3 separate regions of the Mus musculus genome follow, and regions 1 and 3 are each linked to region 2. Evidence: chromatin contacts called from ENCODE Hi-C or POLR2A ChIA-PET data. All regions are on one chromosome and are shown on one strand. Each heading gives the region's core, a stretch centred on a gene start or an enhancer-like site at or near the end of the contact. The rest is flanking DNA. Distances are from core to core; before and after follow the strand shown. Region 1 overlaps E130307A14Rik (RIKEN cDNA E130307A14 gene). Region 2 holds the start of Traf3ip2 (TRAF3 interacting protein 2). Region 3 overlaps Traf3ip2 (TRAF3 interacting protein 2).

Region 1 (2,700 bases), core at 62-2,561, 52 kb after region 2:
CATCAGGTTTGCTCTATCTTGCTTAAGAAAGCAGTTATGCATCTCATTTAGAAGGTTTCCCTAAGTGAAGTCATTTACTAACTCCTCTGTGAAAGACAATCCTGCACCCAAGCCAAGGACCTATCAGCCTGACCCTAAACTGCCTTGTAGAAAGGAGAAGCCCAATATCTACATCAGCAAGGGGGCATATCTGGGGCATCTCCTGCTGTGTCTATAGGCAGCTGTTTAACCCACTTCTGACAAGGCTGGCATCTGAGTGCTTCAGGGGATGCTGGGAGATGAGCTTAAGTGTGTGTCCAAAGTATGTGAGCAGAGCATCTCTACAGGCAGGGTTTTAAAATTCAAGATCCCGAACCGAGTCTTTGGATAGCAGTGTATCACTCATCATTCTCTGAAAAGACACCAACCAGAGTCTCAGACACACCAGTGTTGAGGTGGAAGCCCCAATCCTCTCTTGTTATCTTTTCTAGTGAAACTGCCATTCAAAGGAGAGTTTAGCAGCTACCACAGCAACAAAGAAACCAACCTGAATCTCCACCACTCACTCACAGTCTACTATTTGTAAGGCAGTATACACAAAAGAAGTAACACACACACTTGTTCTGCAATTACTTAAAGTCCAGCTGAGGAGAATGCATGCCAGGGTGGGAAAGCTCATGAGGTTAAGAAGTCAGTCTCTTGCCTCTGAGCTTCATAGAACCTTTGACTGATGATCAGTTTCTGGGTCAAATCTTCAAAGAAGCACGTGGTGGTGAGTGTGTGTGTGAGTGAGTGTGTGTGTGAGTGAGTGAGTGTGTGTGTGTGTGTGTGTGTATGTGTGTGTGTGTATTCCTAATAAACAGAAGATTGGTTCCTTATTCCTCACTTTTAAGATTATTGTATTCAAGGCTCCTATAAATCACCATGAAGATGAGATAAAAGATTCAGAGACAGAATGTAAGAAATGGAGAAACAGCACTGCAGAATGTACGTATTCAACCAATAAATGACAACCGAGACCACTGGCCATCCATCACACCTCTCTAAAGAGCAGCCCAGCTCCATTCCTGGAGAAGGGCCAGATGACACTGCCTGCTGCAGGTAGGAAGGAGAGGAAACCAGCTTCACAGCAGGGCTAGCTGAACCCTGTTGGATGCTGGCATAGCTGGAACAAAGCAAGTGAATTTCTGCACTCTGCTTAGTAGGGTGTGGGAAATGTCTGCAGTTGAGCCTCTCAGCTAAATATACAAACAAGCAAGAGAGCAGAGAATGATAAGTTGCCAGGGTGGGTGAAGAAATTCTATGACTGAATACCGGTACTGTCCAAGTTCTCTAGTCACAGTATGCGACCTGCAACACTGCCAAGCCAAATCTGTGGCAGGCGTCACAGGTTCTAATGTGTGGTTCAGCACCAATCAGGCACGCCTAGGTTTGCAGCCCAAGTCTCTTACACATAACATGACCTTAAACATGTTACTTTACTCTGTCACAGCAGGCTACACACACACACACACACACACACACACACACACACGCACGCACACACACACACAGAGAGAGAGAGAGAGAGAGAGAGAGGGAGAGAGAGAGAGGGAGAGAGAGAGAGAGGGAGAGAGAGAGAGAGAGGGGGAGAGAGAGAGAGAGAGAGAGACAGAGAGAGAGAGAGAGGGAGAGAGAGAGGGAGAGAGAGAGAGAGAGAGAGAGAGAGAGAGAGAGAGAGAGAGAGAGAGAGAGAGAACTGACTCCCTGGGAGGCTGTCAGGATGAAGGAAAGAGTCTACAGTTGTACCTGAGTGTGGTAAATCCTCAAAAGCCCTCCTCCCTTTCTCGGGTTTTCATCTAGCTTTGTGTCCCATGGTTACGGAATGTTTATAGGGACTTTGGATGTCTTTAGGTTTGTGTGTGTGTGTGTGTGTGTGTGTGTGTGTGAGAGAGAGAGAGAGACAGAGAGAGACAGAGAGAGACAGAGAGAGAGAGAGAGAGAGAGAGAGAGACAGAGAGAGCTTTATGGAATTGCTTCTTTCCTCCCACCAAGGTTCTTGGGATGAAGCTGAAGCTCAGGCCATGGAGCGGTTAGCCATCTCAGCAGACCAAATTTGAATCATACCCCAGCCCCTCACCCTCACACCCCCCCCCCAGATCTAACAGCAGATTCTAACAGCAAAACTCTTACAGTCTGAAAGTGAAACCTTATAAAATGTCGATAATACAAGTTTTTAAACCTAAAGCTTTCAGGAAGTCTTTCCGAAGGTGCAGATCAGCATAGTTTGTTTTCTTAACAAGGTCAGAGAGAAGTCATTGAAGAGTCAGGGCACCTGGAGATGGCCTTCTTTCCCTAAAGCTAAATCTTGCTTAGAAGCAAGGCCCTGGGCAGCATTAACTAGGATAATTAAAGGCATAACAGCAAAACTTGGTAACAGTGCTAACTTTAAAGCTGCCTGTGGGGCCTCAAAGATAGGATAATAGATTTGTAAGCCACATTGCAAACAATGTGGCTGGCTTATTGTGTTCACATTATACCTATTATTAACGACAGAAAACCCGGATTTGGGTTGGGAATCCTGCTATGTTCTCAAGCTCTGCTTTCCTAAGAAATGAAGATTTATTGTCATCTCCAGCCCAGTCTCTGGGTAGACCAAACACAGGAAAAAGCCAGGAAGGCTGGCAGGGTACTATTAAACTGAAAGAAAGCTATCCCAATGCTTGGTGTATTTCAAACTTC
Region 2 (2,700 bases), core at 197-2,696:
CTCAGACAAGCCTTAGGCTTGCTGCCTTTCCCCCAGGCCACAGCTCTCATTGGGTGGAGACTGGCTGTCCTGACTCCTCATGGAAAGGGTTCCAAAGGCAGAGGTTTCCAGAAACTACTCTGAGGCTCATCTCAGCCCATTTAAGGACAGCTATGAGAAATGAGTTCATCTTCTCTCCTCTACCACCCCTTCCATGCCTTCCTTTCCTGTTCTCCTTTCAATGCTGACAGCTGCCCCTCCCCAATTACCCTCGTTTCAGCCACTCCACAAGGAGTGTTGTTTTCCCCCAACCCCTAAGATCTAATAATAATGTTCGAGGCAGAAAGTTCAAGGCTGAGCTAATAAATATGGGACTATCAGGCCTGTGTTACCAGGCTCAGCTACAGCCATTTCTGACGTGATGATCCAACAGGTATACAGTGACTGCCTACAATGTCATAAGCAGTGTCCTACATGCTGGGGACACCTCTCTCTCTCTGTCACTACATATATATATATATATTGTCAAGAATAATGTTTTATTAAATAATTTCTCAAAGCCACCTTCCCATGTTTGTACAAATAATACAAATGAATACAAATTTTCATTGTTTTAACAGCTAAGTAGTACTTCATTGTAAGAACACACCACAATGTGTACCACTTTATTATAAAGTTTTAAAAACAAGCCACATTCCCTTTGTTTATAATGTGTGGTACAACTTTAAGTGTAATACTTAGGCAGACCTGGGGCAATCTGATTGAGGACATTTTGGGCAATGTTCCCTATGCAAGAGTGGAGAGACTGGACTGGCTCAGTCTGAGACACTTTCTATGGTAGAGGGGGGAAGTTCAGTGGCTGCGATCAGTGCTGGCTGGTGGCCTGAGAGTTCACACCCGGACTGGCTCCCATCACCCTCCAGTGCTTTAGAAATAACCTGGATTTATATTACCCACACATAGCATGGTGCCATTGTTCTGCCTCCAGGATCCCTGTCTGTGCAATAAATTCTGTAGTGTACTGAATAAACAAAGGGAAAAGAAAGAAATAAACTTAAGATTGTGAAATGAGAGCCAGGCAGTGGTGGCACATGCCTTTAATCCCAGCGTTAGGAGGCAGAGGCAGGGGGATTTCTGAGTTCGAGGCCAGCCTGATCTAGAGAGTGAGTTCCAGGACAGCCAGGGCTACACAGAGAAACCCTGTCTCGAAAACAAAAACAAACAAAAAAGCAAAACAAACAAAAACCCAAATCAAAAGATTGTGAAATGAGAAGTCAGAGGTGTGTGTGTGTGTGTGTGTGTGTGTGTGTGTGTGTGTGTGTGTGTGATACAGTCCTGCACAGGGCTGTAGGCAGTGAATCCTTTGCCCCATAGTTACAGGCAGCAAATCTGTTTTGGTGAGTTAAAAAACACAGTTAAAAGTTCTTGCTTCATATTCCCTCCCATTATCAGGCCCAGGCTCGTTTGAAGCTGCTCAAGAATAAGCAGTGTGAAGACCGCAAGTTCTGTCTCCGGGAGACACCTTCTCAGGCGCTGCAGTAACCCAGAAGCCCGGGGCATTCCTCACAGTTTCTTATCTGGGTGGTAAAAGCAGGATGCAGCCTAATTGGTTGCTGGTTCTCTCTGGTGAACGCAAGAGGTTTCTGTTTTAAGAAATAAAGTGACTTCTTGGCGGTTGATTCACTGCCCCACGGGGAGAGGCTGAGCAGAGGCTTCCTCTCCGTAGAGATTTGCATACAGCATCCACTTCCTGCTCGAGAGCCTGCTCCACCACTTACCTGGGACTGGAGAGGGCGAGGGAGGTCTGAGCGGCCCAAGGTGGATCCCCGTGAGCAGAGCCAGCGACCACCCCCTGGGCCGTCTGTCGGTGGCGATCTTAGGTAAGTGAACTCACTGGTGCCTGGCTGCTCTGACCTCTTTAACCACTGGCCGGCTTTCCAGTCCACTGGCTTCTCTGTTGCCACAAGGTCCTGATCTCACTTCCCTCCGCCCTCCGCCCTCATGCCCCCACCTTTACCTTGTCCATCTGGAGGCCAGTTTGAGCTGAGACTGTGACAGAGTTCCAGCAGGAATGTGGCGCCAGTTTAGGGTTTCTCTCGGGCAGGCCTGGCTGAGTTTAACTCTATAAGGAGAGGCACACAGCACTACACGCTGCCGGGTTGGAGTTTTCAGTACTCATAGTCAGCCATCAAGAAATCAAAGTACGCAGTGAGTTCAGGGCCAGCCTGGGTGACGTAGCAAGAACCTGTCTTTAAAAACGAATCAAAACTGTTTCTCCAAGGAGGGAGCCATGGTAGAAAGGATTAAGTACTTGGCTTTCAGCCCAAGACACGTCAGGGACTGCGGGAAGGCCAACTCCCAGTTTTTCTCTATTTTATGCTGGGGGAAAATACCAGCCTCACATTCTTGGGTCAGAAAGTGCTCGCCGCCCCCCCCCCACATTCCCCCCCCCCCCAGGCCTCCATTTCCTTTAGCCAGTGGTTTGCTGGGTCTGGATGGTGCTGGGGAGGCCAGAGAAGAAACACTGGATCTTGGAAGCTGCCTTCTCTGTGACTTCCTAGTTCACAGTGGCCTCTTAGACTAGAGACTTTTTCTAAGGGTGTCGTGGAAAGAAACCAAATTAGTAATTGAAAAAAGCAGAAAACGTGCTTCCAAGTTCTCCCTCCACTTTGGTGTGGGTGCATCTCTTAGGCAATTCTCTTTGGCTCCCAGATGCCTGGA
Region 3 (2,700 bases), core at 57-2,556, 34 kb after region 2:
AATAGGAAAGGAGGAAATGATAGCGGGGGGTGGGAGGGTGCAGCAGAACCCAGCTGAATTGGAGGCCATTCCAAGCATTTTGTAGGACTGGGCTTGAGAGGTTTCTGGGCAGCTTTGAAAGCTAAGCAGCATGCTACCCCAGGGCACCCACTTGCAGCCCTGTGATTCGTTTTCCACAGACAGAATCTATACTAGCCACTGGGACACTCTGTGCTTTAACAAGATAGAAATTGATTGCTGCCAGCATGTCTGTGTCTGGGTACTTCTTTGGGCAGGAGTGGGTGGGGTGGGAGTCTCAGCAGGCTGGGTTTTGCTGCCTTCCTTTTGCCTGCAGCCCGGCGTTTGCTGTGTGTTGAAGGGTCTGCTCCTACTGACTGTGCTGATGTGCACAGGTGAAGCAGGGCAGTGGAGGTGCATGGTGACTGACAGCTCACATCAGGCTGCAGGGAAGAAGGGTGCTTTTCCGTGCAGTGGTGATGTCTTTCTGCCTCCATGCAGAGTCAGTGATTTCAGATTTCATCAGATGTTTATTAGAGAAGGTTGTGGACGGCAGGAGAATTCCTCTCAGAACCATTTGTTCTGCATGTTTGTGGGTGCTGGGCGCAGAGGCAGTGGGGAGGGGTAGAGGTGACAGCAGGCCTGTGGGGGTTGGGCGGCGCTGATGCCTTTTGCTTTCACAGAGGGACTGGTCGTGTACTGGCCAGCAGGTCAGGGACCGCGTATGGTCCTGCTGGCCAGTTTCCAGCTGGCCTTCACCAAACGAACCATGCTTCCTGCTTCCATAAACATGCTTTCCTCCTTCTCATTACAGAAGACAGTGATGATAATCGTAGCAATCAGCCCCAAATACAAACAGGATGTGGAAGGCGCTGAGTCGCAGCTGGACGAGGACGAGCATGGCTTACATACTAAGTACATTCATCGGATGGTGAGTGAGGGACCACAGCGCCTGGCTCTTCCTCTGGGGCAGGCACCCTCTCTAGGGGGGTTGTTTCTTCATTCAAGGTACTGGGATGTTTGGGGATGCCACAGTTATTTCTATGGCTCAGGATATTTTGAACCTTGAGACCTATGAAGCAGCATCACTCCTCCACCCAGTACTCAAACTGGTCCTGCCAGTAACTTAGAGGTATCAGTCAAAGTTCTAGGAAGTAGAGCTTTGTTTGCTTGGCTATTTACCAACAAGTGTGAAGTTTTAGGAGGCTAGAGTGGTGGAGTGGGCTGGGCATTGTAGCTGTTACATTCTGTTCCTCCCTTTTTCAGAGAGGCAAGTGAAAATTGGGAAGGACACTTCTGTCATGCCAAAAAAGCATGTGTCACATTAGCCTCCTAAGCACAGGCTATGTGGCCATGGCCCAAGTTCTTAAATCCTGCCCTTCTGCAACCCTGTTCACAAAATGGATCATCACTATACACGGTGCTGTGAAGATAAGTGAAGTGATATTCAAAGCATTTGGCACAAGAAAACACTTAACCAAAGAGATATTTGTTCTTTTGTGATAGGTGGGGAACATTCTACTCCCTAACCTGTGCCGTGGGGCTTGGTTACACTTAAACCATGGGAGAATTTAGAAGGAATCAAACTTGCTCAACAACTTGGAGGAAATATTACCCAGCTTCAGAGCTAGCTGTTTTATGGACTGCTTGCCATCTTGTCCTTTGTAGATTTAGAGATACGTTAGAGACCATTTCTATTTAACTAGGAAGCCAGACTAGACCTGTGACTTTCACACTGTCCTGTGGGAACTGTGTGTCTGAAGGCAAGAGTGGCCCTGGTTTCTCTGGCTTGTTTTTTACCAAGGATTCTGACATTAGAGAAAGAGCAGGGAAGTCACTGGACTTGAACTCACAACCCAGTTTCAGTCTCATCCTGCACGGAGATCGGGGATCATCACACCTCACTGCAAGGACTAAGTAAGCAGCATAGGGCAGGACACAGTCAGTAGCCTCAGGCCACCTTTTCCCCAGGGGAAAGAAAAGTTGACCACCATCCACCCTGTGGGTAGAGGGCAGGGAAGGTGTGTAAGCAGCACCCTTATCATCTGAGTCTTTAGGATCTCTGTCAGTGTGAACCACTTGTTTGAGTTTACAACCCAAAGTGGAAGCTAAGGTAAGGTGGTAAAATTCAAGGGTCTGGCTAAGGGTCAGGAGCTAAGTCTGCCTCATATCCAGTCTTACCCAGTGCCAGCCTGTGGAGTCTGAAAAATAGTATTCTTAGAAATAAACTGATCCATGAAGGTCATGACTGACTGGATATTTCTATCCCTTAGCTGTCTGTATCATGTCTGCACATTCCCAGAATACTGACATTCTGTCTACATCTCTAAGAACCTGCCAGTCCCAGGAACCAGCAGTTGGTACTTGGGAAGGACTCCAGGTCCCTACCAGTTCCTGGACAAACCTGTTTAGTTGTGCTAGTATATTGAAAAGCCAGCCAGTAATACACACAGTTCAACCCAATGACTGTGCCAGCTATAGCCATGTGGTCTCCAAATTTGGTTTCTTGGCCCTAATGTCTTTGGCTTCTCCTCGTCACAGAAGGGACTGGATGCGCCATCAGTATCTCCCCATTGATAGGCCGACTTCCTTGCCTCCTCTAGGCATCTGAGTAGTTACTACACAAATCAAATGATGCCATTAGAAAGCCAGTCTCTGAAAGAAATTATGAGAGACAACAAAAGTATACTGCTGAGGGCTTGT

Evidence for each region. A loop is a pair of places that touch in the nucleus more often than their neighbours do. ChIA-PET counts read pairs that join two places held with the same protein, here RNA polymerase II (POLR2A).
Region 1: POLR2A ChIA-PET joins it to region 2 with 18 read pairs in Patski. The contact joins the enhancer-like site here to the promoter of Traf3ip2 in region 2. A Hi-C loop is called at or near these places in 2 of 37 maps with a recorded cell type or tissue (gastrocnemius and heart). POLR2A ChIA-PET finds 5 or more read pairs at or near these places in 1 of 5 experiments (Patski).
Region 3: a loop to region 2 is called in a map of gastrocnemius, with 8 times the contacts of the local background. The contact joins the enhancer-like site here to the promoter of Traf3ip2 in region 2. A Hi-C loop is called at or near these places in 3 of 37 maps with a recorded cell type or tissue (gastrocnemius and heart). POLR2A ChIA-PET finds 5 or more read pairs at or near these places in 3 of 5 experiments (Patski and embryonic stem cell).

The regions. Positions count from the first base shown.
Region 1 is chr10:39,664,049-39,666,748 of GRCm38, forward strand. All of the region lies in intron 2 of E130307A14Rik (RIKEN cDNA E130307A14 gene), which reads right to left. Among named protein-coding and RNA genes, the nearest start is that of Gm16364, 52 kb to the left of the region's middle. Within about 2 kb of position 1,312, at least 1 of the 3 ENCODE cell types and tissues checked has a DNase peak (open chromatin) inside an H3K27ac peak, as active enhancers do; it is gastrocnemius, where a contact is called at or near this core.
Region 2 is chr10:39,611,488-39,614,187 of GRCm38, forward strand. Traf3ip2 (TRAF3 interacting protein 2) reads left to right here and starts at 1,447. Exons shown (of 9, transcript NM_134000.3): 1 at 1,447-1,859. It overlaps Gm16364 (predicted gene 16364), which reads right to left and starts at 2,195. Exons shown (of 6, transcript NR_152259.1): 1 at 1,997-2,195.
Region 3 is chr10:39,646,038-39,648,737 of GRCm38, forward strand. Traf3ip2 (TRAF3 interacting protein 2) reads left to right here. Exons shown (of 9, transcript NM_134000.3): 7 at 812-928. The region is part of intron 2 of E130307A14Rik (RIKEN cDNA E130307A14 gene); the gene reads right to left. Among named protein-coding and RNA genes, the nearest start is that of Gm16364, 34 kb to the left of the region's middle. Within about 2 kb of position 1,307, at least 2 of the 3 ENCODE cell types and tissues checked have a DNase peak (open chromatin) inside an H3K27ac peak, as active enhancers do; they include gastrocnemius and heart, where a contact is called at or near this core.